Regions from separate parts of the Homo sapiens genome. Here region 1 is linked to region 2. The links are chromatin loops, found by intact Hi-C in ENCODE. Cell type or tissue: mucosa of descending colon. All regions are shown on one strand. Each heading gives the region's core, and the rest is flanking DNA. Links, peaks and the distances in the headings are about the cores only. Region 1 holds the start of NHERF4 (NHERF family PDZ scaffold protein 4). Region 2 overlaps HINFP (histone H4 transcription factor).

What was found. Hi-C counts contacts between places; a loop is a spot of excess contacts. Peaks named below come from ENCODE experiments on the same cell type or tissue, not always from the same donor. Only the 100,000 strongest peaks of a DNase experiment are listed, where the experiment ranks them.
Region 1: a loop joins it to region 2, with 1.8 times the contacts of the local background. A loop is called at or near these places in 63 of 110 quality-filtered maps.

Annotation. Positions count from the first base shown.
Region 1 is chr11:119,175,637-119,189,872 of GRCh38, reverse strand. It overlaps NLRX1 (NLR family member X1), which reads right to left. Exons shown (of 10, transcript NM_001282144.2): 7 at 9,585-10,180; 8 at 8,616-8,702; 9 at 7,528-7,779; 10 at 5,857-6,755. The coding sequence ends at 6,434. NHERF4 (NHERF family PDZ scaffold protein 4) reads right to left here and starts at 4,398. Exons shown (of 11, transcript NM_001168468.2): 1 at 4,363-4,398; 2 at 3,921-3,948; 3 at 3,708-3,781; 4 at 3,183-3,394; 5 at 2,414-2,603; 6 at 2,173-2,309; 7 at 1,729-1,933; 8 at 1,322-1,518; 9 at 1,006-1,233; 10 at 668-868; 11 at 1-410. The coding sequence starts at 4,378. The coding sequence ends at 381. In mucosa of descending colon, for the core only: no CTCF peak of the experiment used is centred there; a DNase peak (open chromatin) is centred at 4,432; H3K4me3 peaks cover 698 bases.
Region 2 is chr11:119,125,292-119,141,465 of GRCh38, reverse strand. HINFP (histone H4 transcription factor) reads right to left here. Exons shown (of 10, transcript NM_198971.3): 2 at 14,341-14,531; 3 at 10,512-10,741; 4 at 9,820-9,931; 5 at 9,484-9,636; 6 at 8,893-8,970; 7 at 8,685-8,805; 8 at 8,464-8,602; 9 at 8,247-8,371; 10 at 5,407-7,382. The coding sequence starts at 14,521. The coding sequence ends at 6,968. Among named protein-coding and RNA genes, the nearest start is that of HINFP, 12 kb to the right of the region's middle. In mucosa of descending colon, for the core only: a CTCF peak has its summit at 6,896; no DNase peak of the experiment used is centred there.

The DNA of each region.
Region 1 (14,236 bases), core at 1,066-9,065, 51 kb before region 2:
AGAGGGCAGGCATAGCTGGTCTCCAAATTTTTGCATTACACTCAAGGGTCCTGGAGTCATATCTAGAAAAGGTCCAGATGGCTTCAATCCTAGCCAGACCCACAGCCACACCTTCATCCTTGGGACACAGCTCTCTAAAACTCCCATATGACATCCTCTGGAGCCTCAGACTCCTTCAGGGACCTGTCTGAGGCCTCCAACCACACCCTCTGCTGGCAGGTGGGCCTGCAGGAAGGGAGGGAGCACCTGGGCCAGCCTGTGATCGGTGGTGTCTGAGTCCCTCTGGTCTGGCTTAGAGAGAGCATCCTGCCTTCACCACCTCAGGCTGGAGAGTGAAGACACGGTAGCCCCTGAGTATGTCTGTACCAAGCAGGGGTGCTCTACAGTAGATCCGAGGCCAGAGCCCAGTCCTATACAGAGAGAGGAGGTAGAAGGTCATTCCAGGTGGGACCCAGAAGAGTTCCTTTTTCTTGCCCCGCCCTGCACTGGAATGCCCAGAAATGGGGTTTATTTCACGAGTCCTTCTGTCCCCACCTACCACGACCTGAAGTCCCAACCTGCATACCCCACACGGCTTCACCTTGTACCTCGCCCACTCTGCCCTTCTTTCTCACTCCTCCCTGCCCTCTGTAGCTACTCACAGTCCCATCTGTTTCTTCTTCCTCACCTCTGCAGCCCCAGGGGGAATCCAGGCTTCCAAGCCCCGCAGAGACCTGGCTGCCAGCTTCAGGCAGAGGGGTGGCTCAGCCTCAGGCAGCTGCTGAAGCCTCTCCAGGTCATTCTGTCCCCCAACAGGATACCCGTTCACTTCCAGAATCACGTCTCCCACTTGCAGCCCAGCCCGGGCAGCTGAGCCTCCTGGAGTCACCTGGTGTTGTGGGGGCATGCAGAACAGGGGACACCGGGGGAAAGTTTGCTGGCTTTAGGCTCTGGGAGGGAAGCAGAGGAAGACCGATCAGGCAGCAAAGGATCGAAGGGATTCAAGATCCATGGGGCATCAGTCACCTGGGAGATGAAGAGACGAGGCCCACTGGCCACACAACTGAGTCGGAAGCCATAGCTGCCACCAGGCCCAGGGTACAGGAAGCACTGTCGGGAGCCAAGAGGGACAGAAGGCACGCTTGTGTCTTCAAGTGAAGGGTCCTCTGTCTCAACCAGTGAGGCTGAGCTGCTGCCCCGGGGCGAGGCGGGAGCCTCTGTGTTCTCCAAGAAGAGGAGTGGGGACAGGCGAACCTGGAAGGTGGCAGGGAGAGCAAATCTTTCGGACCTCAGCCCTGCCCCACTCCTGCCCCAACCCTAGCCCCTGCCCCTCAGCACGCACCATGCTGAAGAAGCGGTCCGCCTCAGGGTCGACGACAGTGAGGGAGACACAGGAGCCCTGCCCCTGGATCCTGGACACTGTCTCCTCATGGCCCAGCCCCTCCACGCTCTCCCCAGCCACAGCCACCAGCCGGTCCCCAGCCTGCATCCCAGCCTTCTTGGCTGGCAGTCCCGGGTCCACCTCCCACAGGAACTGTCCTGGGGCATAGACATCCTCACTGCTCCTCTCCAGCTATCCTAGGCCACTGTGTACACACCAGGGGACTGACCCCAGAGTGAACGGGAAGAGGCGGCCCAGGGCCAGAGCTCAGACAGGGACACCTCTTCGGTGCACTGAAAGGTGTATATACGCTTGTGTGCCCACCCCAAGGCCCACCTTCCCCCACCGCCCCCAGGGCTCCCACTCACCAGGGCGACCGTCAAGGCCCTTTTCCTCCCGGAGCAGGAACCCAAAACCCTGGGGCCCTTTCTCCAGGTGCAGGCAGCGGGGCTTGGTGGGCAGTGCCCAGCCCTCTGCCAGGGGTGCAGCCAGGGGCAATCCCAGCTGGCGACACTGTTCTTCCACCTCTGGCCCTGCCACCAGCAAGGTCACCTGCTGTCCACTCTGCCAAAGCTGTGGGGACCCAGCAGGGCATCAGTATAACACCTGGGCAGGGAGAGAAGAGGTATGCTCCCCCCACAGCCCCTCCTCCCAGGCACTAAGTGGAGCCTGGCACAAACTGTAGAGGGGGAGGATGGTGATAAAGGTAGGAGACCAGATAAGGAGGTTAGGCGCATGGGGAAGGAGGCGTCTTCCCGAGGTGGGGCCCAGGCCCGGATTGGGGGAGGAGAGTGGGAGACAGGCAGTCACACCTTCCTGGTGAGTTGGTTGTGAGTGAACTTCTCCACACTGACCCCATTCACTTCCAGCAGCCGGGCCCCGGGGGGCACCCCTGCCCGCTCAGCTGCTCCTCCAGTACTTAGCACCAACCAGAAAGGACCCTGATTGCCTAGAAATTAAAAAAAAAAGCAAGGTCCAGTCTGTTTCCTGCCTGCCCTGAACAGGGGCTGAGATCCCTCATCCTTGCCGCCCCCTCGCACCCTCTGGGCTCACCATGGGTGACACTGAAGCCAAAACCACCCTCATCTTTCACTATGTGGCACAGCCGGGGCCGGACCCCTGGGCCTAGGGTGGGACAGAGGTGGGCATCTTCTCCCAGCTGAGCTCGGGCCACGTCATGTGCATGCCGTGCCAATACTGTCAGCAACACCCGAGGGCTGCTGGCCCGGATGCGGCGTACCACCTGGACAGAGGGCACGTGGGCGTGGGTTTGGTCTAGACCCTCTTGCCAACCCCCAGGACCTCCCTGGAATCCACATTTTTTTGCCAAGGGAATCGGCTTTTTTTCTTTTTCTTTTTTTTTTTTTTTTTTGAGATGGAGTTTTGCTCTTGTCGCCCAGGTTGGAGTGCAATGGTGCGATCTCAGCTCACCGCAACCTCCGCCTCCCATGTTCAAGTGATTCTCCTGCCTCAGCCCTCCCGAGTAGCTGGGATTACAGGCGCCTGCCACCACGCCCAGCTAATTTCTGTATTTTTAGTAGAGACAGGGTCTTGCCATGTTGGCCAGGCTGGTCTTGAACTCCTGACCTTGGGTGATCCACCTGCCTTGGCCTCCCAAAGTGCTGGGATTACAGGCGTGAGCCACTGCGCCCAGCGGGAATCGGCTTTCTAGATGCTTTCCCTACCCCTCTGACTTGGGCACTTCTAAATCCTGGGGTGTGGGGGAGTGAGGCTTGTGCCCTGCTGCCATACTGCCCAGGGGACTGAGCAACCCGCTTCTCTTTCTGAGGTGCTAGCATGCTCTCCTGGACCACAGCCTTACCACCGCATAGTCTTCGTGTTCCACAACATCATTGTTCACCGCCAGGATCCTGTCTCCTTCCTGAAGACCCTGGCGCTGGGCAGAGGTGCCTGGGTCCACCCTGCACACCACATGCCCAGCCCTGCCCAGCTCCTGCTGCAGGTGGAAGCCAAAACTCTTGCCCTCCTCTTTGCTCAGTAAACAGAAGCGAGGCCGCTCCAGGCTCCAGGGATCTGGAGGGTGAGGTGGGCAGCAGAAAAGGGGGAGGAGAGGGCACAGCCCAAGTACAGGTTCGCCGTGTGCCTGGCAGACCCTGTGTCCTGATAGGGTGCTGGGCAGTTTCTGCCTGGTTGGGTGTTGGGTGGTGGGGTTCGTGGGCAGAGGGACTGGGACAGGAGAAAACACCCGGCCCCTCCTATCTCTACTCCCAACCAAGGCTGTTATCAGAGGGAGACCGAGTGAGTGGTTACCAAGGAGATCGGAGGCCGTGTGGAGCCGTGGTGCCTCCAGGGATAGGGAATGGTTGCCAGGGGGTGAGGGAGTTACCATAGGGGTCGTGGTCTTCGGCCAGGGAGAGGACAGGATTATCAATGCCCAGCTTTGGGTTAAACTTAAACTTCCTGCAAGGAGGCAGGGGAAGCAGGTACAAGCTGGCAGCTGGACTTGGGTCCCAGGATCTCCTTTAGGTGCTAATGGCAGTGAAGCGCTTCGCTGCCTCCAATTATTTCCTCCCCTTGCCCCAACCCTCGTGGCACTTACAGAGTTAACGAGGCTGTGTCCTGCAGATCTACTGGGCAAAGAAGTGGGTGAGAGGAGGAGAGTCACATTCTTCTCCCCAGATGTGCCTCTTCCATTGGCATAAACTAAAAGGACTCAGGGAAACCCCCAAACTCAGGGCATGCCCCCTCCTTTCTGCTCCAAAGGGGTCTTCTCTTCTCACTGCCATACACACAGGACTATTGTGCGGTCCCCTCCCTTTCTCTCCCCCCAAGTCCTTGGCACATAAATCTGAGCATATCAGTACAGGGTGTGGACCAGGAAGACAGACATATCAACTCATTACTTTTCTCCTGACTTGTTTACCTGCCTCAGGGCTCCAAGCCCCAAAATCAAGTGTGCCCTGGTCCCAAAGCTTCAGCCTCCAAGTCGGCCCCCTGCCTGTCCCAAAGTCCCCTGCAGAGGATTTCTCCTGGCCTCCTACCTGCGGCTTTCTCCATAGCTGGATCAGCAACCCAGTGCCCGGGGTAGGGACAAGGTTCATCACAGCCACTGATCCTCCCACCCATCCCCTCCCAGGTCCCGCCTCCTTGAAGACGCTGTGGAAGCAGTGGGGTAATGGTTAACGGGAGTGAGAGTCTTTTTTTTTTTTTTTTTTTTTTTTTTTTTTTGAGACCGAGTTTAGCTCTTGTTGCCCAGGCTGGAGTGCAATGGCATGATCTTGGCTCATCATAACCTCTGCCTCCCAGGTTCAAGCAATTCTCCTGCCTCAGCCTCCCGAGTAGCTGGGATTACAGGCATGCACCACCACACCTGGCTAATTTTGTATTTTTAGTAGAGATGGGGTTTCTCCATATTAGTCAGGCTGGTCTCAAACTCCCCACCTCAGGTGATCTGCCCTCATCGGCCTCCCAAAGTGCTGGGATTACAGGCGTCAGCCACCGTGCCCCGCTGAGAGTCTTATCCTCTGGAAAACTGTGTGGGTTCCTCCTGAATCTATCCCTGGGCCCCAACTTTTTCTGGAGACCCTGAATCTGACCCAGTTGCCCCTCTGTGCAGAGAAAGGCAGATTGCTGGTCACTAACTCCAAGCCTGGGGGGTAAGTGTGAAAAGGGTGATAATTCTATGGCCCATAGTATGGTTTGGCTGTGTCCCTACCCAAATCTCATCTTGAATTGCAGCTCCCATAACTCCCTCGTGTCATGGGAGGTACCCGGTGGGAGGTAATTAAATCACAGGGGCAGGTTTTCCCGTGCTGTTTTCATGATAGTGAATAAGTCTCATGAGATTTGATGGTTTTATAAAGGGGAGTTCCCCGGCACACACTCTCTTGCCTGCTGCTATGTAAGATGTGACTTTGCTCCTCATTTGCCTTCTGCCACGATTGTGAGGCCTCCCCAGCTATGTGGAACTGTGAGTCAATTAAACCTCTTTCGTTTATAAATTTTTTTTTTGACAGAGTTTCACTCTTGTTCTCCAGGCTGGAGTGCAGTGGCACTATCTCGGCTCACGGCAACCTCCACCTCCTGGGTTCAAGCAATACTCTTGCTTCAGCCTCTCGAGTAGCTGGGATTACAAGCATGTGCCATCACACCCAGCTAATTTTGTATTTTTAGTAGAGACGAGGTCTATCCATGTCGGTCAGGCTGGTCTCAAACTCCTGACCTCAGGTGATCCGCTCACCTCGGCCTCCCAAAGTGCTGGGATTACGGGCGTGAGTCACCATGCCCAGCCTCCTTTATAAATTACTTACCCTGTCTTGGGTATGTCTTTATTAGCAGCGTGAGACTGGACTAATACAGCCCAGCATGGCCAACCCCCATGCCAATATCTTGTTCATGGGCCCTTCCAGCCTCCACTGCCTCTGAACCTAGTGCCCAAGAACCACTTGCAATAGATCATGGTTGGTAGTTTAACCAGAAAGACCAAGAACAGTGCCCTTTCTTGGAAGCACCAGGCAGTAAAGAAGAGGCCACAATTGGTAGAAGGCACACGGCTTTTTAATAGCAGCAAGTCAGGTGCATCTGCCTCGAGGGGCTACCAAGCCATCATACCATTGTGGCAAAGGGGGCATGAGGATGAGGAGAAAGCACCAATGTGAGGGCATCCTCGGTGTCCACAGGTGAGCATAAGGCAGGAGGGGAAGCTTCCAACACATCTGGATGGCGACACCCCTGGCATGGCAGACATAAGATGTGAGCCCCTTGGTGACACAGTCAGAGGCTCTTTGAGAGGAGGGGGAGGCAAGGTTGGTAGTGGTGCTTCAGGGCACTCTGGCCATCCAAATGCCACATGCTTTGGTCCTTCTAGCTGAATGGAGAGGAGGCATGTTCCATCTCCAAGCCCGAAGCATTGATTCACCATCTTTAACTTGGAGATTCCAGACTCAGTCCTGGTCAAACATGCCCTAGGAGGGCAACTGGCTCAGCTATGCCCATTCCTCTGCCTCCAGACCTGAAGGAATCTTTCTAGAGGGAGCAGTGCAAGCCAGGAGGCCACAGAGGGAAAAGGTTTAGGGCCAGTGGTCACATAGCTAGGTGCCTGCCGCCAGTGTCTCAGCTTCCAGAGCTTCCCAGCTGCTCCAGGAGGGCCCTGACCTCGCCCTCCACTCGCAGCAGCTGGGCCTTGCGCCAAGGATTAAGGGTGGCACCCCGGCTATCTTCCAGATCCCGCAGTAGGAGCTCAAGGTGTCGCTGAACCCGGGCCCGATCCCAGCTATTGAGGTTCCGCTGGACTTCACTGAGGATCACTGACCAGTATTCTGACACCGCCGTCCCCTCTGTCAGTGACACCACCACCCGGGCACCACCTTCAGCAGCACCCCCCAAGTCTCGCAAGACCTGGCGGCCCTCTGAGCTCAGCTCATTGAAGTAGAGGCTGGCAGGAGAGAGAAAGTCGATGCCATTCAGTAGAGCTCTGAGAAGGAGGGCCCGAGGGTAGATGGATGGAAAGTCAGGGGGCCTCACAACTCATCTCCTGGCTGCAGAGTGCGATCAGGTAACTGCAATGAGCCAGAGGTGGAGGCTGCTGGCCAGTGGGAGGCAGGGACTAATACTAAAATTCTTTTTTTTTTTTGTTTTTGTTTTTGTTTTTGTTTTTGTTTTTTTTGAGATGGAGTCTTGCTCTGTCACCCAGGCTGGAGTGCAGTGGCATGATCTCGGCTTACTGCAACCTCCACCTGCCGGGTTCAGGTGATTCTCCTGCCTCAGCCTCCCAAGTAGCTGGGATTACAGGTGCGCACCACCACACCCAGATAATTTTTGTATTTTTAGTAGAAACGGGGTTTCACCATGTTGGCCAGACTGGTCTTGAACTCCTGACCTCAGGTGATGTGCCCGCCTTGGCCCCCCGAAGTGCTGGGATTACAGACGTGAGCCACCACAGCCGACCCTGATACTAGAATTCAGTGGGACCAGAGACAGTAGGGCTTTAGGAGAAATGGTGGTAGGGAATTGGTGCAGTTTAAGCGCCAGTCACAGAGGGGGTGGGTTGGCTCAGAGCTAGGTTGACAAGGATCAGTCAGAAACCAGGAATAAAGGACAGGCACCAGGCCCAGGCCCAGAAGCACTCCCTAGGATTGGAGGAGCACAGTTGAGAGAGGGAAGTAGTCTGAAGGGCTGGGGGCAATGGGACCAGGGACAGGACTCACTGTAGCAGTTCCAGGGAAGGGTGCTCCCGGGCAGCTCTGGCCAGGGCCAGGGCCGCTGTGTCACCAGCACCGTTGTACGCCACGTTCAGCTCCTGCAGCTGCCGGTTGCGGTCCAGCTGGGCAGCCAGCAGCTCCAGGCCTTCGTCCCCAAGGCCCGTGTGCAGCAGGGACAGGTGCGTCACTGAGGTGTTTCCTGCCAGCCCCTCCATTAGCACGGCAACACCTGCCGCCGTCAGCGGGTTGTTGGACAGCCTACAGCCACGTGCAACCCAAGGTTATGAGGGCTCATTGAGAGGAGGGGGAGGCAAGGTTGGGGGTGGTACTGGCAGCCTTAATGGGGCAGCCCTGTGCTGGGTGTCAGGACTTGGGCCAAAGAGGGCCCTGCATGGGGCAAGAGGAACCTGGACATAGAAATGCAGGCCCAGGAGAAAGGCTGGAGCAATAGGGGGTGTGGCGCCTGGCAGAGGAGTCAGAGTAGGGGAGCTGGCCTTTCCTTCCCTCTTCCCCTGACTCCCTTCTTATCTATTCCCTTCCTTTTCACCATTTCCGTTTCCCTTTTTCTGCCTTTTTCACCCCCTCCACAGCCTCTGCTTCTCCCTCCCCTCTGACTCCCCTATCCTTCTCCCTGCTCTTCCTTTTTCTCTCCTCATTTGCCTCCCCTTACACCAATCAGAAACTGGGAACCCAGGAGCTCAGGTTCCCCACATATCAGTCAACACTTAAGGGGTGTCTACTGAGTGCCCAGCATTAGGGTCCTCCTCGGGAGGCTGCAAGAAAAATCCTGGGAGGGGATCAGTGGCACTGTTACCAGGCAACCGGCCTAGGTATTATTCCACCCTCTCTCCCCACCTCCCCCAGGCTGATTTTAGCCACGTGAGAGGTTTCTTAGCACCCATTACAGGTGGCATGTTTCCCTGCTGCCCTGCTGCTTGCAGTGGACCTGGGGGAAGTGGAGGGGACAGGTCAGGGCCTAGACTCTCCTCCATTTACTATCCCTTGGGTGGGTCTGTGCCAAGTATGTCAGGAAGCAGGGAGCTCACCCTTGACCTTAGCTGGCCACCAGGATGCCCCACTCCCAGGTCACTCACCGCAGTGTGGTAATTTGGCACTGGTCATGCAGCAACAGGTCTCGGAGGTCCTTGCAGGCCTCAGGGCCCAGGCTGTTGAGTTGCAAGCTGGAGCAGAAGGTGGCCAGAGGGGAGGTGAGAGACCAGGGAGGGAATTCAGCAGGCAGTCTGTCCATCTACCATGCCTTTTTTTCATCAGCCTGCCTCTGGGAATCTATACCTGCTTCCCCTTTTTTGAGAGACAGGGTCTCACTCTGTTGCCCAGGTTGGAGCACAATGGCATGATCACAACTCACTGCAGCCTCAGACTCCTGGGCTCAAGCAATCCTCCCACCTCAGCCTCCCGAGTAGCTGGGATGATAGCTACATGCCACCACACCTGACTAATTTTTTAATTTTTTGTAGAGACAGGGTCTTGCTATGTTGCCCAGGATGGTCTCAGACTATTAGGCTCAAGTGATGCTTCTGCCTTGGCCTCCCAAAGCAGTGGGATTACAGGCAGGAGCCACCATGCCTGGCTCCTCCCTTCTGTTGCTCCTGTCACCTCCACCCAAACTAGACTTTTTTTTTTTTTTTTGAGACGGAGTTTTGCTGTTGTTGCCCAGGCTGGAGTGCGATGGCATGATCTCAGCTCACCGCAACCTCCGCCTCCCAGGTTCAAGCAATTCTCCTGCCTCAGCCTCCCAAGTAGCTGGGATTACAGGCATGCACCACCATGCCTGGCTAATTTTGTATTTTTAGTAGAGACAGGGTTTCTCCATGTTGAGGCTGGTCTCGAACTCCTGACCTCAGGTGATACGCCCGCCTTGGGCTCCCAAAGTGCTGGGATTACAGGTGTGAGCCACTGCTCCCGGCCCCTAAACTAGACTTCTTCATCCCACCTTCTGGTCACTCATCGGTACCTCTGGTTTCCCTGGCACTTTCTTTTCCCACTTCTTCACCTCCAACCCTCTTCCCTCTTCATGCCTGTGCATGAGGATAGGTCCTCACCCCAGCTTCCGGGCACGCAGGAAGACAGGCAGGAGTGTGCGCAGCCCAGCAGGATCTAGCTGGCAGGAGGCCAAGTTCACCTCATCCAGGGCATGCCTTCCGCTGCCCAGCACAGCTGCCACCACTGTGCACTTGACTGGTGTCATGCGCACACCTGCCAGGTTGAGCTGACGCAGGGAGCTGAGCACCTCAGCGGAGAAGCGCTGGTTCTGGAACTCATAGTGGAAGAAGAGGTGGTCAAGGAGCTCTGATGGGGGCAGCACCTGCCGGCCCAGCTTGCCCAGCTTCTTCTTGATGGCCTGGGCATTCTCCAGGGCATCCAGGTTCTTGATGGGGCAGCCAAGCTGAGCTAGCACAGCTCGGTTGTGGGCAGAGAGAAGCCCCCCCATGAACATGGGGAAGAGCTCGAAGACTTCATCCTCAGGGGGCTCATCTGGGTGGCGCCGGGGGCCCTCCACGCCCAGGATACTGGCGCCCATCTGGTCCAGAACATCATCGTTGTAGTAGTCCTCCTCTCGAAACATCTCCAGCACCATGGCCTGAGCCACCGCCTCCCGGCTTTTACCCACCATGCGCCCAAACACTCGTGGAACCACCTGAAAAAGAAGCAGGGGAGAGTCACTGTGGCCTTCCATGTGCCTGTTCAGCCTTCAAGGTTCAGCTTAAGGTACACTCCCATGACTGCTCCAGCCCTGTGATCTCCCCTTGAACTTAGCATAATTTGTCTGATCATGCTACTCCCCTGCTGCGACACCTTCCATGGCTCCCTACTGCCTATGTGGCAAACTCCAAACATTTAGCCTGGAATATGAAACGTTTCTTAAAACTAGAGATGGGGTCTTGCTGTGTCACCTAAGCTGGTCTTGAACTTCTGGGCTCCCTAGCTTAGGCCCCCCAAAGTGCTAGGATTATAGGCATAAGCCACTGCACCTGGCCCAAAACTTTTCATAATTTGGCCCTAATTTGACCTTTCCAGGGTCATCTCTCAACACCTGTCTCATGTGCTGCAGACATTAGGAACTTCTTTCTCTTTCCCAAACACCCTGATACATTTTCAAACCCAGGAGGTGGTGAGAAGGAATTAGCATGTATTACACACTTAGTTTGGGACCGGGCTAGGTATCACAAATACATCACCATCTTCAACATGCAGTTCCTACTGCTTTAAGGGCCTGTGTGATCTGGGCCCTGCCGACTACGATGCCTTCATCACAAGCCTCTTGGCCCCACTCGCTATGCTCCTGCCCTTTCGGCTTTTTTCATCTTAACAGTGCCAAGGTTTTTCCTCCTTCAAAGCCTCCATAGGCCAGGTGCAGTGGCTCATGCCCGTAATCCCAGCACTTAGGGAGGCCGAGGTGGGAGGATCACTTGAGCCCAGGAGTTCTAGACCAGCCTGGGCAATGTAGCAAGATGCCATCTCTATTAAAAAAATTTTCTTAATTAAAAATAAATTAGCCAGGCATGGTGGCATGTGCCTGTAGTCCCTTGAGCACTGGAGGTCAGGGATGCAGTGAGCTGAGATCACACCACTGAACTCCAGCCTGGGCAACAGAGCAAGACCCTGTCTCAAGAGAAAAAAAAAAAAAAAAAGCCTCCAGGGTGCTGCCCTTTCCTGGGGCATTTCCCCTCCCCCAACTTCTTCCTTTGGCTAATGCTACAAGGGTCAGACGACATGCCCTTCCACAAAGAGGCTCTCCTGACCCCGCAGACCAGTTCCCCCACTATACACTTTCATGGCATCTGGGGCTCCTTCTTCCCAGGCATTTGCTGTAATTTTTCCTTATATGGTTACATTGATATTTTTGTGCTCAAACTGTGCAGGAAGTAGCAGTTTCCTTCTGGGAGAGGAGCTCAGACTAGATCAGAAAGGGCTGAAACCTGTAGTTTTGTTAACTGACATTTCCTCAGATTCTAACACATTGCCTGGCACACAGCAGGCACTCAAATATCTGACAAAGAAATAAATGTTGGGGGTTTGTGATATCTTCCCCCATTCCTGCAATGGTTCTGAAAGGGAAGAAGGGTCATTCCTCTGGCAACAAACCATGACGTTGTTTTGTGGCACGTCCTTTAACATCTGGGTTTTTTTTACTTTTTAATGTTTTAATTTTTATTTGTTTAGAGACAGAGTCTTGCTGTGTCACCTAGGCTGGAGTGCAGTGGTGTGATCATAGCTCACTGTAGCCTTTAACTCTTAGGCTCAAGCGATCCTCCTGCCTTGGCCTCCTGACAGCTGTGACTACAAGTGTGCCCCACTGCACCTGGCTTGTTTTCATGTTTATATGTGAGGTTACTCTCATAGAGGTGATAGTGCCCCTTCTCCAACACCAACCTGTGACAGAATATGTCACCCTGTGAAGCTGAATCCACAGGATGGTGAATAAACAGATGGGCTCAGTGCTCTGCCAGGGCAACCCTCCCTCCAAGAGGGCTTGGGGGTGCAGGGCTGACAATTCTGCTGGGTTTTCAATAACTGGGGGCTTTCTGAATCCCCTCGGGAGACTGCAGCCTCTCGTTGCAACTCAGGTCCGGCAGGCACATCCTCAAGGCGGGGTGGCCTCAGCAGCAGCTGTGACCTCCTGTCGGAGGTGATGTGTGAGAAGGGGTGGGCTGCCCGAGCCTGTTTCTTTGTTTCTTTCTTTTTTCTTTTTTTTTTTTTGTGAGACAGAGTCTCGCTCTGTCACCCAGGCTGGAGTACAGTGGCGCGATCTCAGCTCACTGCAACCTCCACTTCCTGGGCTCAAGAGATTCTCCTGCCTCAGCCTCCCGAGTAGCTGGGATTACAGACACGTGCCACCACACCCGGCTAATTTTTGTATTTTTAGTAGAGATGGGGTTTCACCATGTTGGCCAGGCTGGTCTGGAACTAAGTCTGTTTCTATGTGTGACAAACAATTAAACAGCATAGGCCGGGCGTGGTGGCTCACTCCTGTAATCCCAGCACTGTGGGAGGCTGAGGTGGGTGGATCACCTGAGGTCAGGAGTTCAAGACCAGTCTGGCCAACATGGAGAAACCCTGTCTCTACTAAAAATACAAAAATAAGCCGGGCATGGTGGCAGGTGCCTGTAGTCCCAGCTACTTGGGAGGCTGAGCTGGGAGAATCACTTAAATCCGGGAGGTGGAGGTTGCAGTGAGCAGAGACGGTGCCACTGCACTCCAGCCTGGGCGACAGAGCGAGACTCCATCTCAAAAAAACAAACAAACAAAAAACAATTAAATAGCACTTACCATGTCCTAGACCCTGAGGATGAGTTCATTTCATCTTCATATTAGGCCAGTGATATAAGTTCTAGTATTATCTCCATTTCACAGATAAGGAATCTGAGGCACAGAACTAAGTAACCTGTCCAAAGTCTCACAGCTAATAAGTAGCAGAGCCTGGATTTGAACTCAAATAGCTGAGTTACCAAATCCCTGTTCTTAGCCCTTATGCTTTGGTGCCTATAAAAATAAAAAGTTGGCTGGGCACAGTGGTTCACACCTGTAGCCCAGCACTTTGGGAGGCCAAAGTGAGAGGATCACTAGTGAGACCCCATCTCTACAAAATTAAAAATTTTTTATTTTTTAATTTAATTTAATTTTGTTATTATTATTTTTTTATTTTTGAGAGGGAGTCTCTGTTGCTCAGGCTGGAGTGCAGTGGCGCAATCTTGGCTCACTGCAACCTCTGCCTCCCAGGCTCAAGCAATTCTCCCGTCTCAGCCTCCCAAGTAGCTGGGATTACAGGCACCCGGCACCACACTTGGTTAACCATGTTGGCCAGGTTGGTCTCAAACTCCTGACCTCAGGTGATCTACCTGCCTCGCCTCTCAAAGTGCTGGGATTACAGGCGTGAGCCACTGCACCCGGCTACAAAATTAAAATTTTAAAAATTAGCTGGGGATGGTGGCACATGCCTGAGGTCCCAGCTACTCAGTGAAGTTGAGGTGGGAGGATTGCTTGAGCCCAGAAGGTCGAAGCTGCAGTGAGCTATGATTGCACCACTGCACTCTAGGCCTGGGCAACAGAGTAAGACTCTGTCTCAAAAAATAAAAATAAAAATACATTTAAATTTTTAAAAAGTGTTGAAATTCTGCCAGCACTAACCAGCACTCTGCCTCCTCAAAATGCGTTGCTGAAACATTCCTAGAGAAAACAAAGGTTACCTAGCAAGGTCCCACAGCTCGACAGACATATCCGTAATGCACCAGTATAGTTTGGCAGAAAGAGCACAGGATTCAGAATCACAAAGCCCTGGGCTTTTAAACTTACTATTTGAGTGATCTTGGACAAGTTACTTTACCTCTCTGAGCCTCAGTTTATTCATCTATAAAAGGGATCATAATAGTATTTCCTTTCCAGGAGTAATGTGAAAAACAAAAGGATGAACACTGATAACGCGCCTGGCACACATCACACAGAGTGGCTCCTTCCAGCCCTCAAAGACCTCGCTCAGCTGTGCCACTCACAGCACAGTCCTCAGGTCTGTAATTTGGTTTCTGGAGTGGACCTGCCCTCATGATGACTCCCCTAAGCCAATTACCAATGCCATTTATCTTCCTAGTATAAATGAATAAAATGGCATCTGCTTTATAAACCCGTCTCTGGTGATTTAGTTAGGATGAGTCATCACTCTCAGAGCCTAATCACCTCTGGAGGAGCAGACACAATC
Region 2 (16,174 bases), core at 3,666-11,665:
TGAATCCATGGATGTGAAACCCACGGATATGGAGGGCCACCTGATATGTTTCACAGTATCATAAAGATCCACGTCACTGATGGGTGGGTCAGAAAGGTCACTCCTAGTAGGCATTCAAAATGCCTTATTTCTCTTGGTCTATTCTACTCCAGTGACCTGTCTCCCTTTAGCAGCCTACTTCCCTGTGGACGTACTCTAGACTCTGAATAGCTCCATTTAAAAATGTCCCCTTTCTGGGAACGCTAGTACACTGTTGGTAGAAATGTAAATTAGTACAACCACTGTAAAAAACAGTATGGGACGGGCACGGTGGCTCACGCTTGTGGTCCCAGCACTTTGGGATGCCGAGGCAGGCAGATCACTTGAGGTGAGGAGTTCAAGACCAGCCTGGCCAACATGGTGAAACTCCGTCTCTACTAAAAATACAAAAAATTAGCCGGGCATGGTGGCACGTGCCTGTAATCCAAGCTACTTGGGAGGCTGAGGCAAGAGAATTGCTTGAGCCCAGGAGATAGAGCTTGCAGCGAGCCAAGATTGTGCCACTGCACCCCGGCCTGGGCGACAGAGTGAGAATCCGTCTCAAAAAAAAAAAATCAGTATGAAAGTTTCTCAAAAAACTAAAAATAGACCTACCATATGATCCGGCAATCCCACTGCTGGGTATATATCCAAAAGAAAGGAAATCAGTATATCGGGGAGATATCTGCACTCCCATGTTCATTGCAGTACTATTCACAATAGCCAAGAAATGGAATCAACTTCAGTGTCCATCAGTGGATGAATGGATAAAGAAAATATAGTACATACACACAGTGGAATATTATTCAGCTATAAAAAAGAATGAAATTTGTCCAGGCACGGCAGCTCACGCCTGTAACCCCAGCACTGTGGGAGGCCGAGGCGGGTGGATCACCTGAGGTCAGGAGTTCGAGACCAGCCTGGCCAACATGGTGAAACCCCATCTCTACTAAAAATACAAAAATTAGCTGGGCGTGGTGGTGCGCACTTATAATCCCAGCTCCCTGGGAGGCTGAGGCAGGAGAATTGCTTGAACCCGGGAGGTGGAGGTTGCAGTGAGCCGAGATCGTGCCACTGCGCCACTGCACCCTGTCCTGGGCAACAGAGCCAGACTCTTGTCTCAAAAATAAAAATAAAAATAGGGCGCAGTGGCTCATGCCTGTAATCCCAGCACTTTGGGAGGCCGAGGCGGGCGGATCACCTGAGGTCAGGAGTTCGAGACCAGCCTGGCCAACATGGCAAAACCCCGTCTCTATTAAAAATACAAAAAATTAGCTGGGCATGGTAGCAGGTGCCTGTAATCCCAGCTACTTGGGAGGCTGAGGCAGGAGAATTGCTTGAACCTGGGAGATGGAGTTGCAGTGAGCCAAGATCACACCACTGCACTCCAGCCTGGGCTACAGAGCGAGACTCTGTCAAAAAAATAAAAATAAATAAATAAAAAGAATGAAAGTCTGTCATTTGCAGCAACATAGATGGAACTGGAGGACATTGTGTTAAGTGAAATAAGCCAGGCACAGAAAGACAAATATCTCATGTTCTTACTCATATGTGGGAGCTAAAAAAGTTGATCTCATGAAGGTGGAGAGTAGAATGATGGTTACCACAGGCTAGGAAGGGTAGTGAAGTGAAGGGTGGGGGATGAAGAGATTGGTTAATGACTACAAAAATATAGTTAGATGGAAGGAATAAGTTCTAGCATTCTACAGCACAGTAGGGTGATTCTAGTTAACAGCAGCTTATTGTATATTTCTTTTTCTTTTTCCTTTTTTTTTTTTGAAATGGAGTCTCGCCCTGTCATCCAGGCTGTAGTGCAATGGTGCAATCTCAGCTCACTGCAACCTCCGCCTCCTGGGTTCAAGCGATTCTCCTGCCTCAGCCTCCTGAGTAGCTGGGATTACAGGCGAGCGCCACCATGCCCAGCTAATTTTTTGTACCTTTAGTAGAGATGGGATTTCACCATGTTGGCCAGGCTAGTCTCGAGCCCCTGACCTCGTGATCGCCCACCTCGATCTCCCAAGGTGCTGGGATTACAGGAGTGAGCCACTCTGCCTGGCCACTTATTGTATATTTCAAAACAGCTAGAAAAGGATTTGAAATGTTCCCAACACGAAGAAATGATAAATGTTTGAGGTGATGGATATCCTAATTACCTTGATTACACATTGTATGCATGTATCAAAATATCACATATTACCCATAAATATGTATACTTATTATGTATCAATTAAACAAAAGTTCCCTTCTTGACCACAAACTTTCCTTTCTGCCCACTAATCTTCAGAAGCCTCACTGGAACCTCCAGTGGTGTGACTGTAACTGCTGTACTACCTCCAGCTTCCTAGGCCCTCACCGTCCAGTCTGGACTTCATGATCCATCTCTAGCTGCTCTAATTGCCTTGCTCCTTGGCCCTGTGCAACCCATGTCCTGGCCACCACACCATTGCTGTGATACACCCAGTGGTCTGTTTTCTGTTTGTGTTCCAGGGGTGCTCCTGTCTGCTGAAAAAAAAAAAAAATTCTATGGTTGTATTGAAGTTGCCCCTGCCTGATCTTGGTCTTCAATTTCAGCTGGGTCGTCAGGTCTTCTATCTCATTCTTATATCTGTTAATGGCATTTCTAAAATGTGTCAATTTGTATAAATCCTTAATCCAACAGATTATCTTCAATAACTTTAATTCCTACTTTATCAATGAAATAGAGACCACCAAGCATGAAATCCCCCTTATGCCTATGAACAAAATCCATATCCACTCCCATTCCTACCTTCTTCTCTCTACTTCATTCCTTTCCAAGTTTTATTTATCTACTTGTTCTCTATATTCTTCCCACCCCAAATCTAGGGGCTTTACCCTATCAAATATCCTCGCTCCTGTATTTTTCTTTTTTGTTGTTGTTGTTGTTGTTGTTGCTGTTTGTTTTTTTAGACAGAGTCTGGCTCTGTTGCCCAGGCTAAAATGCAGTGGCACGATCACAATTCACTGTAGCCTGGACCTCCCAGGTTCAAGCCATCCTCCCATCTCAGCTTCCCGAGTAGCTGGGATTATAGGCACGTGCCACCATGCCCTGCTTTTTGTAGTTTTTTGTAGTTTGGGTTCTGCCATGCTGCCCTGGCTGGTCTCGAACTCGCGGGCTCAAGCAATCCTCTCACCTCTGCCCCTGCCTCTGCCTCTGCCTCTGCCTCCCAAAGTGCTGGGATTACAGGCATGAGCCACCGCACCAGGCTTCTCTTGTATTTTTGAAATCTTCTCTCACTGGCTTCTTCCCCTTGGCCTCTAGTCTCTTCCCCTCAGGAAATTAGCCTTAAGTTCCACGAGGGTGGGGACATCCCCATTCCTTTCCAAGTTTCATCTACTTTCTTGTCCTCCACATTCCCTCCCCAGCCAAGAAATCCAAGCTATTTAGCATGGTATGAAGAAGCTTTCACCATCTCCTCCACCCTTCCCTCTCAGCCTTAAGTCTCTCTGCTACTGTACATGAAATGGATATGTTCCTCATTTGATTCCTGATCTTGAGCAAACTTCATTTATTCATTTAACATGCATTGAGTGTCCAAATTCACTAGGTCATAATCTGACAGTAATTATTTATTCCCCATGACCATTCATCATTCCTCTCCCTTCTCATCTTGGAGAAATCATTTTTCTTTTTTTTTTTTTTTTTTTTTTGAGACACTGTTCTGTCATCCAGGCTGGAGTGCAGTGGCACAATCACAGCTCACTGCAGCCTCAACTTCCCCAGGCTCAGGCAATTCTCTCACCTCAGCCTCCCAAGTAGCTGGGACTACAGGCATGCACCACCACGCCTGGGCTAAATTTTTGTATTTTTTGTAGAATTGGGGTTTTGTCATGTTGCTCAGGCTAGTCGCGAATTCCTGGGCTCAAGCCATCCACCCACCTCGGCCTCCCAAAGTGCTGGGATTATAGGCATGAGCCACTGCACCTGGCCTCTTTTTCAATTTTCCTTTTTAGTTGACACTTTTTTTTTTTTTTTTTTTGAGACAGTCTTGGTCTGTCGCCCAGGCTGGAGTACAGTGACGTGATCTCAGCTCACTCCAACCTCTGCCTCCCAGATTCAAGCAATTCTCCTGCCTCAGCCTCCTGAGTAGCTGAGACTACAAGCATGTGCCACCATGCCCAACTAATTTTTGTATTTTTAGTAGAGACAGGGTTTCCCCATGTTGGCCAGACTGGTCTGGAACTCCTGACCTCAAGTGATCCGCCCACCTCGGCCTCCCAAAGTGCTAGGATTACAGGCGTGAGCCACCATACCCGGCCATAGTTGACACTTTTTTATATCCACCCAGTTCTTCTAAGTCCTCTGTGGTTGTGGACTTGCCACAAATAAGAGAAAAGAAGTTATCTGCTTCCAACTCCTGGGCCACCTGCCTTCTCTCCTATCCCTACCCCCTTTAAGGAAGACTAAGACAGGGTGTCTCCTTAATCTTCAGACACCATGATGCTGGGACCAGGGTTGACTCTAGGTGAAATTCTAAGGTAACCAAATTAGTATCATCACCCTCCTCCCTCCAGGAGCCCACTGTCACCCACCACAGCCTTTAGTATCCTTCCAGAGGCCTCTGGCTGCCTAGACTACTCAACAGTGACCCCTCACTCCTGGTCCAGTACTTTCTAAGCCATGCATACTGAGTCCAGGATCCCAAGTCACCCCTCCTCCTAGGGAATGGAATCACATGGTAACAGACCAGAATCTCTTCTGCTGTCTCCATGGTCCAGATAGAGCAATGCGATTTGGTGTGGGCATGACTGAGAAGACTAGTAGGGAAGGTCCTTTTCATAGAATGCTGGCCTGCTCCCGAAGACACTGCTCATGGAAGAATGGATAGAGTCATTAGTGCTGCATTACTCAAGGGACACCCCACGCCAGTGCTTAGACACCAGCAAAACTGGGGAACTGAAAAATAAAAGAAAAAATTAGAAACAGAATTTGATAGTTAATCTATATACAATATATGTTTTAAGTATAATCATGTTGAACTTTAAATGTTTCATGGCTTAATATTTTCATTCTGATTACATATGAAAAATGGGACACCACAATCTTTTCAGAGTTTAGAACCTTTAAAGTCTTCATCTAGTCTTGGTTAGGTGGAAGGTCTCTTCCTGGATGAAACCTTTCCTGATCCCTTGCCCAGGTAGTACCATTACTCCTATTTGGAGCCTTCTAAATGTACCCTGATTAACTTCTATCACTCAGCTTACCTAGTCTTTCCTTGCTTCTGCATTGCAAGTCCCTCCAGGGAAGGTCCTGGGTTTTATTCATCTTTGTATCCTTAGCACCTGTGCCTGGACTATAGTAGGAACTCAATAAATGGCTGATGGGATTAATGAAGAGATCTTTTTCTTTCCACAAATAGACACACACAGTTTTTCTTTTCTTTCTTTATTTATTTATTTATTTGAGACGGAGTCTCACTGTGTCGCCAGGCTGGAGTGCAGTGGCATGATCTCGGCTCACTGCAACCTCAGCCTCCCGGGTTCAAGCAATTCTCCTGCCTCAGCCTCCCGAGTAGCTGGGACTACAGATGTGTGCCACCATGCCCAGCTGATTTTTATATTTTTAGTAGAGACGGGGTTTCACCATGTTGGCCAGGATGGTCTCCATCTCTTGACCTTGTGATCCGCCCGCCTCAGCCTCCCAAAGTGTTGGGATTACAGGCGTGAACCACTGCATTCAGCCTTAGTTTTTCTAGTAATAGAATTAGGTCTTACAAAAAAAGGCCCAGAGATCCTTTTTGGGCAGCTTCCTGTCCCCAAGACTATTTCCTTGACCTCTCCAGCATAGCAGTAGACCATAAAAATGGACACAGGGTGCTGAGAAGCAGCTGAACCAGACGAAATGATGATTCTTATTTTGGGAGGTTTCAATCTCTTTGATAATCTAGCAAAAAACAGATCCTTTCCCCAGGAAAATGCACATTCAGACACACAATTTTCTAGTTTGGTTCCTGGACCACTTGATTGCCTCCCTTCCCTGGGAGGCTTCCCAATCCTCTCCACCCCCCAGCTTCCTTCCCACTCCCAGGTAAAGAACCCCTACCCTAGAGGCACTGGGTTCTAATCAGTATTCAGAGTGAGGCCATGGTCAGCTGCCCTATCCTCCCAGTGAGCCCATTCTTGTTCATTCTATAGCACCACTACTGCCCACTCACAGCCAAACACCTGGGACCTCCATGGAAATGGCATACGCTCTGAGAATAGCGAAGTTTCACCAAGGGGAGGAGGAGAAGACAACAGGACAGTTAAGCAAACAAAAAACAAACCACCTGAGTCACCAGAAGGGGAACAAGCCTAACTATTCAGCTCCTCTTCTGGGTGGCTGTATCTCCTCATTACCTAGTAAACTGCCACCAAATGTAAGAAGAAATAAATAAGAGTCCAAGCATTTATTTTATTACCAAAAACAATTTGTTAATAAACACGCTCAATGCCTCCAATCCTGTCCCTGAGGATAATCATGAAAGTCCTTGGGGTTGTAGAGGAAACCTTAAGAGGAAAATGGCTACTTGGTTATCAATGCCTTGGCTGGTGACAAAGAAAGGACCCTTGCAGGGACCAGTCACATGCCATCCTTGGGCCTAAGGAGCCCGAAAGATGGGAATGGATGTGAGCTAAGGATTTAATCACTGTCAAGCAGATCTTGAGGGTTATGGTTAAGCCTGATAACAGCCTCTTTAACAAGAACACACACATCCAGGATCCCCTCAAAGAATCCAGAGTCCTCAGGCTCCCCACAAAATGTAGTCTGGCAGAAAAGGGAAGTCTTTAGAGTCTGCAGAATGATGCAAACCCAGGCCAGAGTGGACCACACTGCTCTCGGCACCACTCCTAAAGGCATCCATTGGCAACGGCTGCCCACTAGGGGCACTGCCACTTGCCTGGCTCAAACTTCAGGACCTGGGGAAGAAATGGTCTGGCTCTGCGGCCTTCAAACCATCTGGATCTCTGGCTCCTCAGCTATTCCTTGAAGCTTTTCCATGATGCCCCCTGAAGGTGGCTCAGGGGCTGGGGGAGGCTCCCCTGGGGCTTCAGACAGCACATAGTAGACGATCTCTTGCTGGCCTTGGGCATTGGTCTGATTCACCACGTGGATGACAGAACTGGGGTTGTCCTGAGAGGCTGAGAGGGCTGTCCCTTCGCTACCCTTGCCCTCCTCTTCCTCTTCCTTACGTCCTGGCTCCCCTGGCACTGTTTCTAGAATAATGCCCTGCAGGCTGCTCTCGTTCAGCGACGTTCCCAGGCCCGATCCCTCTTGTGGTTGCCGCAGCAGTTGCTGTGTCAGCTCTACACTCTCGTAGCGAACCAGCTGCAGCCGCATATAGCCATCTTCATGTTCCTTGTACCTGGTGAGGTAGGAGCATAAAGGGCAGCAAACCCAGGCAGGGGGATACAGAAATGGCCGAGGCTGGCAAAGTAAGGAACAAACATGAGGGATGGAAGAAGTCCTGGAATCCAAGTGACAGGAGTTGAAGACAAAAAAGGTCTTTATTGGAATATGTAGAAGAAAAGGCAAGAGGGAAAGATCATTACTCAAAATGGAAAGTTTTATATAGAAACCCAACCAGAAAAACAGAGACTGACTGACTGTGTTGGAGGGTGAAAGTGTCAAAGGATTTATGAGAAGGCCTTGGAGCTAAGGATCAGAACCCTTAGACTCTAGCTCTAGTTCCAGCTGCAGGACTTTTTGGCACCATTTATTGGGTTTGGCACCATGCCTTACAAGATTCAAAAAACAGAAAAATAAGCTTTGCTCCACCATTATTCTTAGGATTCTTTGAATCTAAATGGAAATGGCAGACATAAAACCACCATCAAATTAAGGTTTTATTTATTTATTTATTTATTTTTGAGATGGAGTCTCGCTCTGTCACCCAGGTTGGAGTGCAGTGGCATGATCTCAGCTCACTACAACCTCCGCCTTCTGGGTTCAAGTGATTCTCCCACCTCAGCCTCCCAAGTAGCTGGGACTACAGGCATGTGCCACCATGCTCAGCTACTTTTTGTATTTTTAGTAGAGACGGGGTTTCACCATGTTGGCCAGGCTGGTCTCGAACTCCTGACCTCATGATCCGCCCACCTTGGCCTCCCAAAGTGCTGGGATTACAGGCGTGAGCCACCGCGCCCGACCCAAATTAAGGTTTTTAAAACTGGTTGAAAAGGTATAAAAACAAGTGTGTTAATCTGGGAAGGAGGGTTGAGAGACATACCGAAAACGGGGATGCCCTGAGGGCCACTTGAACTGGTGCTTCTTGCGAAGGTGCACGGTGAGGTTGTTGCCCCGTGTGAAGCATTTGTCACACACATGACATTTGTACCTTGGCTCAGAGTCTCCCTGATGGGGAAGGAAGGGAGAAATGAGACCAGCTCTTCACCCCAGGGTCCCCCATACTTCCACTAGTCCTTCCCAACACCAGCCCCACTCACTTCATGTACTTTGCGGTAATGGGACTTGATAGAGCAGAGGGATCGGGCACTGAAGGTGCAGTTCTCAAAATCACACCTGTAGGCTGGCTCCTCGCTGTGGGTATCCAGGTGCTTCTGGAGGTCAATAAGATTCTTGCAGCTGCCATGAGAAATCAGGAGGGATTGGAGGACATGGGGAACACTGGAACATGAGCTGTTTTCTGGTCCCTGGTCCCCCTTACCTGTAGTCACAACAGTCACATTTAAAGGGCCGGTCCTCACTGTGACGAAAGCGCATGTGGTTGCGGAGGGAGGAAGGCAGCGGGCAGGTCATGTCACACAGAGGGCACTTATAGTGATTCACTGAGAGAAGCAGAGAGGAGGCTGTGATGTGAGAACTTGTGGAACCTTGGAGGGCAGGAGGGAGGCTGTGGGCCGCAGGCCACTCACCATGGTTGCGCATGTGGTCCCGCAATAGCCGCTCTGTGGCAAATCTCTTGGAACAGTGAGAACACTGGAAGTGCTGCTCTGGGGTGGGGCAGGCAGAAGAAAGGAGGGCTGTAGGTGATAGTGGAGAGGCACAGAAAGGAGAGGGGAACCATCCCAGGCAGAAGGGAACCACCCAAGGAGAAAAGGAGAGCTTAGGGAGCTATGAATGGACACAGTATCATGGAAAGAGCATGGGACTTAGAGAACCTGAGTTAGAATTCCAGCTTCACCACTTACTAGCTGTGTGATCTCAGGTAAGTGATTTAACCTCTCTGAGCCTCAGTTTCCTCATCTGCAAAAAGGGGGATAAGAAGCCTACCTCATGGGGCTGTTGTGAGGATTCCCTAAGTAACTGATACGAGGTACAGTAAGTACTGAATAACAATGCCTACGAATCTGAATCAGCAAAGAGACTATGGGAGGTGCCTGAGCCCAAAAAGAAGAGGCAGCCAAAAGGCAGGTCTCTTCAGTGGCCACCCCCACTAGAAACATGCCCCTAACCCATTCCAAGCAGGACAGCCTGCATCCACCCCACTTCCTCTGACTACTTACGATCCAATGAGGTCTGGCGACGGATGTGATCTAAGAACTTGGTATTGTTGGCAAACATGCCCCCACAGGTGGGGCAGGCTACCACTTTCTCCTGGGTATGGCTGCGGAGGTGCTCTCGAAGTTTACTGCGGTCCTTGAAGGTGCAGGTACAGCCTGGGAAGGAAGCCCTATCAGTCTCCTGCCACAAAACCCCAGTTTTGCCTAGGATCTGGTACCCCTGAGTCTCTCCAGCCGGCAGTCAACCTTGCCCCTGTAGGACCCCTATCCCTTTCTGTCCCAGCTCTTCAGGAACCCCAGCGTTTCCTCCAGAAGCCACAAGTTAAGAAGCAGCCCTACCTTTCCAGCCACACAGCACCACCGGGTTGTCCTTGCCGACTGCTTCGTATTCACAGCACAGACTGTGTGCTTCCACATGCCGATAAAACCACTCAGGATTGTCGAAGGAATTCTGTGCCAGGGGCAACTTGGGGTGAGGACTGAGGGTGGGTAGAGGGACTCACCCCTATGTGCCCGAAGAATTCTTGGCTCTCTCCCAAATTAACTTGATGGGGATGGGAAATTTTGAGGAAAGGCACTGCACAGAAATGGAGGAGTGGCCGGGTGCGGTTGCTAAACCCTGTAATCCCAGCACTTTGAGAGGCTGAGGCAGGAGAATCACTTGAGGCCAAGAGTTCGAGACCGGCCTGGGCAACACACCCAGACCTTGTCTCTACAAAAAATTTAGAAGTTAGCAGGGCATGGTGGTACATGCCTGTAGTCCTAGCTACTTGGGAGGCTGAGGTGGGAGGATTGCTTGAGCCCAGGAGTTCAAGGTTACAGTGAGCTATGATTGTACCACTGCACTCTAGCCTGGGCTTCAGATCAAGAGCCTGTGTGTAAAAAATAAACAAATTTTAAAAGAGCAAAAGAAATGGAAGAGAGATACTAGCAGGAATCTTGGAAATATAAGGCATCCCTGAAAGGGACAAGGCATCAGAGTTAAGACCCCCAGCTTCCTTCCACCCCAATTACTGGCACTGCCTGCTGACCTCACAGTGCTCCCACAGACACAGGAAGTGGTCAGGGATATCAGGGATGACGTTCCGGCTCTGGAAGTCCAGGATGCAGGGGCCAAGGTCAGCCTGGCTTTGCAAGGCCTGCAGCCCCCACTGTTTCAGCTTGGTGTGGTAGCAGTGGAAGTAGACATGGCGGATGAGGTCAGCAGAACTGTCCAGAGAACAAAAGCCACATTCCTGCCACAAGCAGGAGAATTCTTCCTCTGTAGAAAGGGGTTTAAAAGGAAGAGTCTGACACTTTCCAAGGCTCAGGTCACCTTCCACCTGCAGCACTAAACAGAGAGTGAGGAGGCTGGACTCGTGAGGAGGCTGGACTCTAACCAAATTACCAGGGTTCATTTAGCAAATACCAGTATTTAATGACCATAAATTGTGTGCCAGTTAGAGGGACTATAACAAGTAAAAAGTGTCCCACTCCTTGCCCTCACATAGCTTTCAGTCAGGGAGAAAGCATATTCATCAAATAATCAGATCTATAAATATAAAACTGCAACCAGTGATGAGTGTTACAAAGCGGGGATATACATGGTGCTATAAAAGCATTAAACAGAGGTCATTTGACATGGTGTTCTGAGAAACGTCCCCATGTTGAACTCTGAAGTACGATGGATGAGTATCTGTAAATAGGTGAAGAAGTGTGGTCTAGGCAGAGGTGAGAGTGTGTGCAAGGCCTATGCCAGAAACAGACAGCAGAAATGGCCGGCACGCAAGTCCTCTGACTTGAGTTTCTGCAGTTCCTGATGAAGATGCTGCCTCTCGATCTGACACCTCCCACTTCTCCTTGTAAAACCACCACTCCTCCTTCCCCTCATGTTTTGCTCAAGATCTGCCTTCTCCAAGAAGGCCCCATCAACTCTTCCAATCCATTTCCTATCTCTCTAGCATCCCTAAGCACTGTATTTTCAGCGCTTTATATAAGTTAACTTGTTTTGAAACACAGATACTTTAGAAAATATAATCATTCCCCAATTTTGCCTTTGTATAAATATGACTTGAATTTTGAAACTATCAATTATGGTTCATAGTCATCAGACTTAAAACAGAATTTGGGGTGGGAGAAGGAGAGCTGCCTCCATATTTCCTGTAGAATAGAGTTTTTCAGACTGTGTTGTGACCCACTAGTGGGTTAGGAAATCAGTTCAGTGAACTATCAACCACATTTTGGGCCGGGTGCGGTGGCTCACGCCTGTAATCCCAGCACTTTGGGAGGCCGAGGCAGACAGATCACGAGGTCAGGAGATCGAGACCATCCTGGCTAACACAGTCAAACCCCGTCTCTACTAAAAAATACAAAAAAAAATTAGCTGGGCTTGGTGGTGGGCGCCTGTAGTCCCAGCTATTTGGGAGGCTGAGGCAGGAGAGTGGCATGAACCCGGGAGGCGGACCTTGCAGTGAGCGGAGATCGAGCCACTGCACTCCCACAAAAAAAAAAAAAAAGAAAAGAAAAATGTATTCCTGCCAGATGCAGTGGCTTATGCTTATAGTCCCAGCTGCTCAGCATGCTGAGGCAGGAGGATCACTTGAGGCCAAGAGTTTAAGATCAACCTGGTAACATAGCAAGACTCTGTCTCTAAAAAAAAAGTGGCTTTGGTCGGGCGCAGTGGCTCACGCCTGTAATCCCAACACTTTGGGAGGCCGAGGCAGGCAGATCACAAGGTCAGGAGTTTGGGACCAGCCTGGCCAATATGGTGAAATCCTGTCTCTACTAAAAATACAAAAATTACCCGGGCGTGGTGGCGGGCACCTGTAATCTCAGCTACTTGGGAGGCTGAAGCAGGAGAATCACTTGAACCCGGGAGGCGGAGGTTGCAATTAGCCGAGATCATGCCATTGCACTCTAGCCTGAGCAACAGAGTAAGACTCCATCTTACTCTGAAAAAAAGTTTTTTTTTTCCTTTTTCTTTTAAATCCTGCCACACTTATTAGTACCGTGACTTTGGGCAAGTTATTTTATTCCTCTGTGCCTCCGTTTCCTTATTTGTAAAATGGGTATAATAATAGTGCCTATCCCATCCTGGCTAACACAGTGAAACCCCGTCTCTACTAAAAATACAAAAAAAAATTAGCTGGGCATAGTGGCATGTGCCTGTAATCCCAGCTACTCGGGAGGCTGAGGCAGTAGAATTGCTTGAACCTGGGAGGTGGAGGTTGCAGTGAGCTGAGATCGCACCACCACACTCCAGCCTGGCGACAGAGCAAGACTCCATCTAAAAATAATAATAATAAATAATAATAATAATAGTGCCTATCTCATAGGCTCTTTGGGAAATAGTGCTTTAATGTAGGTTTAAAAAAGTACTGGCCGGGCATGGTGGCTCACGTCTATAATCCCAGCACTTTGGGAGGCTGAGGCGGGCGGATCACCTGAGGTCAGGAGTTCAAGACCAGGCTGGCCAACAGGGGCATCCTGGCTAACATGGTGAAAGCCTGTCTCTACTAAAAATACAAAAAAAAATTAGACGGGCGTAGTGGCACGCACCTGTAATCCCAGCTACTCGGGAGGCTGAGGCAGAAGAATCGCTTGAACCGAGGAGGCAGAGGTTGCAGTGAGCCGAGATTGCACCACTGCACTACAGCCTGGGCAACAAGAATGAGACTCCATCTCAAAAAAAAAATAAAGTACCCAGCAATACTTAACACACAGTAGGTACTATAGAATACAGTTCACTATTGTTATTGTTTTCAGATTGGATTTTATTAAAATCCCAGTTATTTGCTATTGATAAAAGGCATACCTAAAACATAAGTCAGACAAAGGTTAAAAAGTGAGAGATGGGGCCAGGTGCGGTGGCTCACGCCTGTAATCCCAGCACTTTGGGAGGCCGAGGTGGGCGGATCATGAGATCAAGAGATTGAGACCATCCTGGCCAACATGGTGAAACCCCATCTCTACTAAAAGTACAAAAATTAGTTGGGCGTGGTGGCGCGCGCCTGTAGTCCCAGCTACAAGAGGCTGAGGCAGGAGAATTGCTTGAACCTGGGAGGCAAAGGCTGCAGTGAGCCGAGATCGAACCATTGCACTCCAACCTGGCAACAGAGCAAGACTCCGTCTCAAAAAAAAAAAAAAAAATTGGAAGGTGGGAGTGGGGTTGGACTTGGTGGCACAAGCCAATAGTCCCAGCTACTTAGGAGGCTAAGGTAGGAGGATTGCTCGAGGCCAGGAGTTTGAGATCAGTGGGCAACATAAGCAAGATCCTGTCTCTAAAAAAAATTTTTTTAAAAATTGGCGTGTGGTGGTGGTACATGCCTGCAGTCCTAACTACTCGGGAGGTTGAGGCAGGAGGATCCCTTGAGTGTTGAAGGCTGCAGTGAGCTATGATCATGACACTGGACTCCAACCTGGGTGACAAGATGAAGCCCTGTCTCTAAAAAGTAAGATGTATTTCTGACTGGTTGCAGTAAAAGAAAAAAAAAATTGGGAATACTAGAAGAGTAAAAAAAAAAAAAAAAAAAACACAACAACAAAACACAGGTTGCCAACAACTTGTACAGAATGATTAAAAAAAAGCACATTCATCTGTATTTAAATATATGTAAACACAGGCAGAGAGATGTCAAAAACAATGTTCACTAAAGTACTGTCAGCAATTACTTCTTGATGGCAGGATGGCAGATTTATTCCTTATATCCTTGTTGACTGAGTTTTCTATAAATGAGTTTACAATGTTTTTATATACAACAAAAACACAATTAGGAAAATAAACCACCATTCTCTTAGGCCGCCTTCTCCCTCTAAGGAAAAGAAAGTCAGATTTTCCACCTTTCCTTGAGCTCCTCCCCTTCCTGTGTCCTGCTCTCTTACCAAGTGGGTCATCCTCCTCTTCCTCTTCCTCCTCCTCCCCAGAGCCATGCAGGTGCTGCTGCAGGTGCTGAGTGACATGCTCAAAGAACTTTTCCATGGTTGAGCACACAAAGGAGCAGGACCCCCACTCACACTGTAGCCACAGATTCTCCTTTCGGGGAACTTTCCCAGGAGGCGGCATGGCCTTCACCCTAGAGGAAGAGGAAGAAATCCACAGCTGCAAGAATTCCACCCAGGTGCTGCTGAGGGCAAAAAGCTGGGCAGGCAGCCTGCCTAGAATCAGCACGTGTTGTTCCAGTGACCCATGAGAAACCCTGCCCTTTTACAGTAAGGATGGAGTAATTCCTTAAATCCCTGGAAGATGTCTGGTGTTTGTGGAAAGGGAAAACAAAAACTAACACTATTGAGTGTGTGCCAGGCACTGAGCTAAACGCTTTAACAGACATTTTCTCATGAAGCTTCAGAGCAACCCACCAAGAAGGAATTATTCCTCTGTGAGGCAGAACAATGCTCAGGTTCAAACAGATGGCTTTTGAGAAGGATCAGGGTTCAAATCCTGGCTCCACTGTCTACCATCTACTAGCTGTATGACCTTTGTCAAGAACTTAACTTCTGAATACTCTCATCTGCAAAATGAAGATAATAAATCTTTTTGTTTTTAATTTCACACTTACTATATGTCAAGCACCACAGTAAGCATTTTATTTGCATTATGTCATTTAATTACCAACACCACCCTTTGCCGTAGGTGCTTTTTTTTTTTTTTTTTTTGAGATTGAGTTTCGCTCATCTCCCAGGCTGGAGTGCAATGGCTCGATTTTGGCTCACTGCAACCTCCGCCTCCCGGGTTCAAGCGATTCTCCTGCCTCAGCCTCTTGAGTAGCTGGGATTACAGGCGCCCGCCACCACGCCTGGCTAATTTTTATATTTTTCGTAGAGACAGGGTTTCTTCCCCATGTTGGTCAGGCTGGTCTCAAACTCCTGCCCTCAGGTGATCCACCCACCTTGGCTTCCCAAAGTGCTGGGATCATAGGTGTGAGCCACCACGCCCAGCTGGTAGGTGCTATTTTTAACCTCATTTATAGATAAACACCTGAAGTTCCAGAGGTCAACTGACTTGCTCACGGCCACACACTAGTGGTAATGGTAGGGTCATGTTGGGCTGACTCTAGTCCATATACGGTTCTACTCCATAGAGCCTACAGATGAGCCTAGAAGCTCCTTATTTCTTATTGAATCATAAGTCCCCTGCCAGACTTTCACAGTGCCATACAATCTGCCTTTACCTAACCTATCCAACGGTTTACTCCACCACTCTGCTAATACCTTCTGTTAAAATGTAGATTCCATTTGAACATAAAAAGCCGTATCTGTGTAGTTTATACTGCACCTTGGGTGTCTATACACTGCTAGGCATGCTTAGGCATGTAATAAATATTTTTTTTCTTGAGACAGAGTCTCACCCTGTCACCCAGGCTGGAGTACAGTGGCACAATCACAGCTCACTGAAGCTTCGACCTCCCCAGGCTCAGGAGATCCTCCTACCTCAGCCTCCCAAGTAACTGGGACCACAGGCATGCGCCACCACATCTGTCTAATTTTTGTTTTGTTTTGTTTTTGTAGTGACAGGGTTTTGCCATGTTGCCCAGGCTGGTCTCGAATTCTTGGACTCAAGCAACCCATCTGCCTCAGACTCCCAAAGTGTTGGAGTTACAGGCATGAGCCACTGCACCCAGTCTGTAATAAATATTTATTGAAGAAAGATAAACATGAAACTGAAGGTTCTCGGCTGTGCGCACTGGTGCACACCTCTAATCCCAGCACTCTGGGAGGC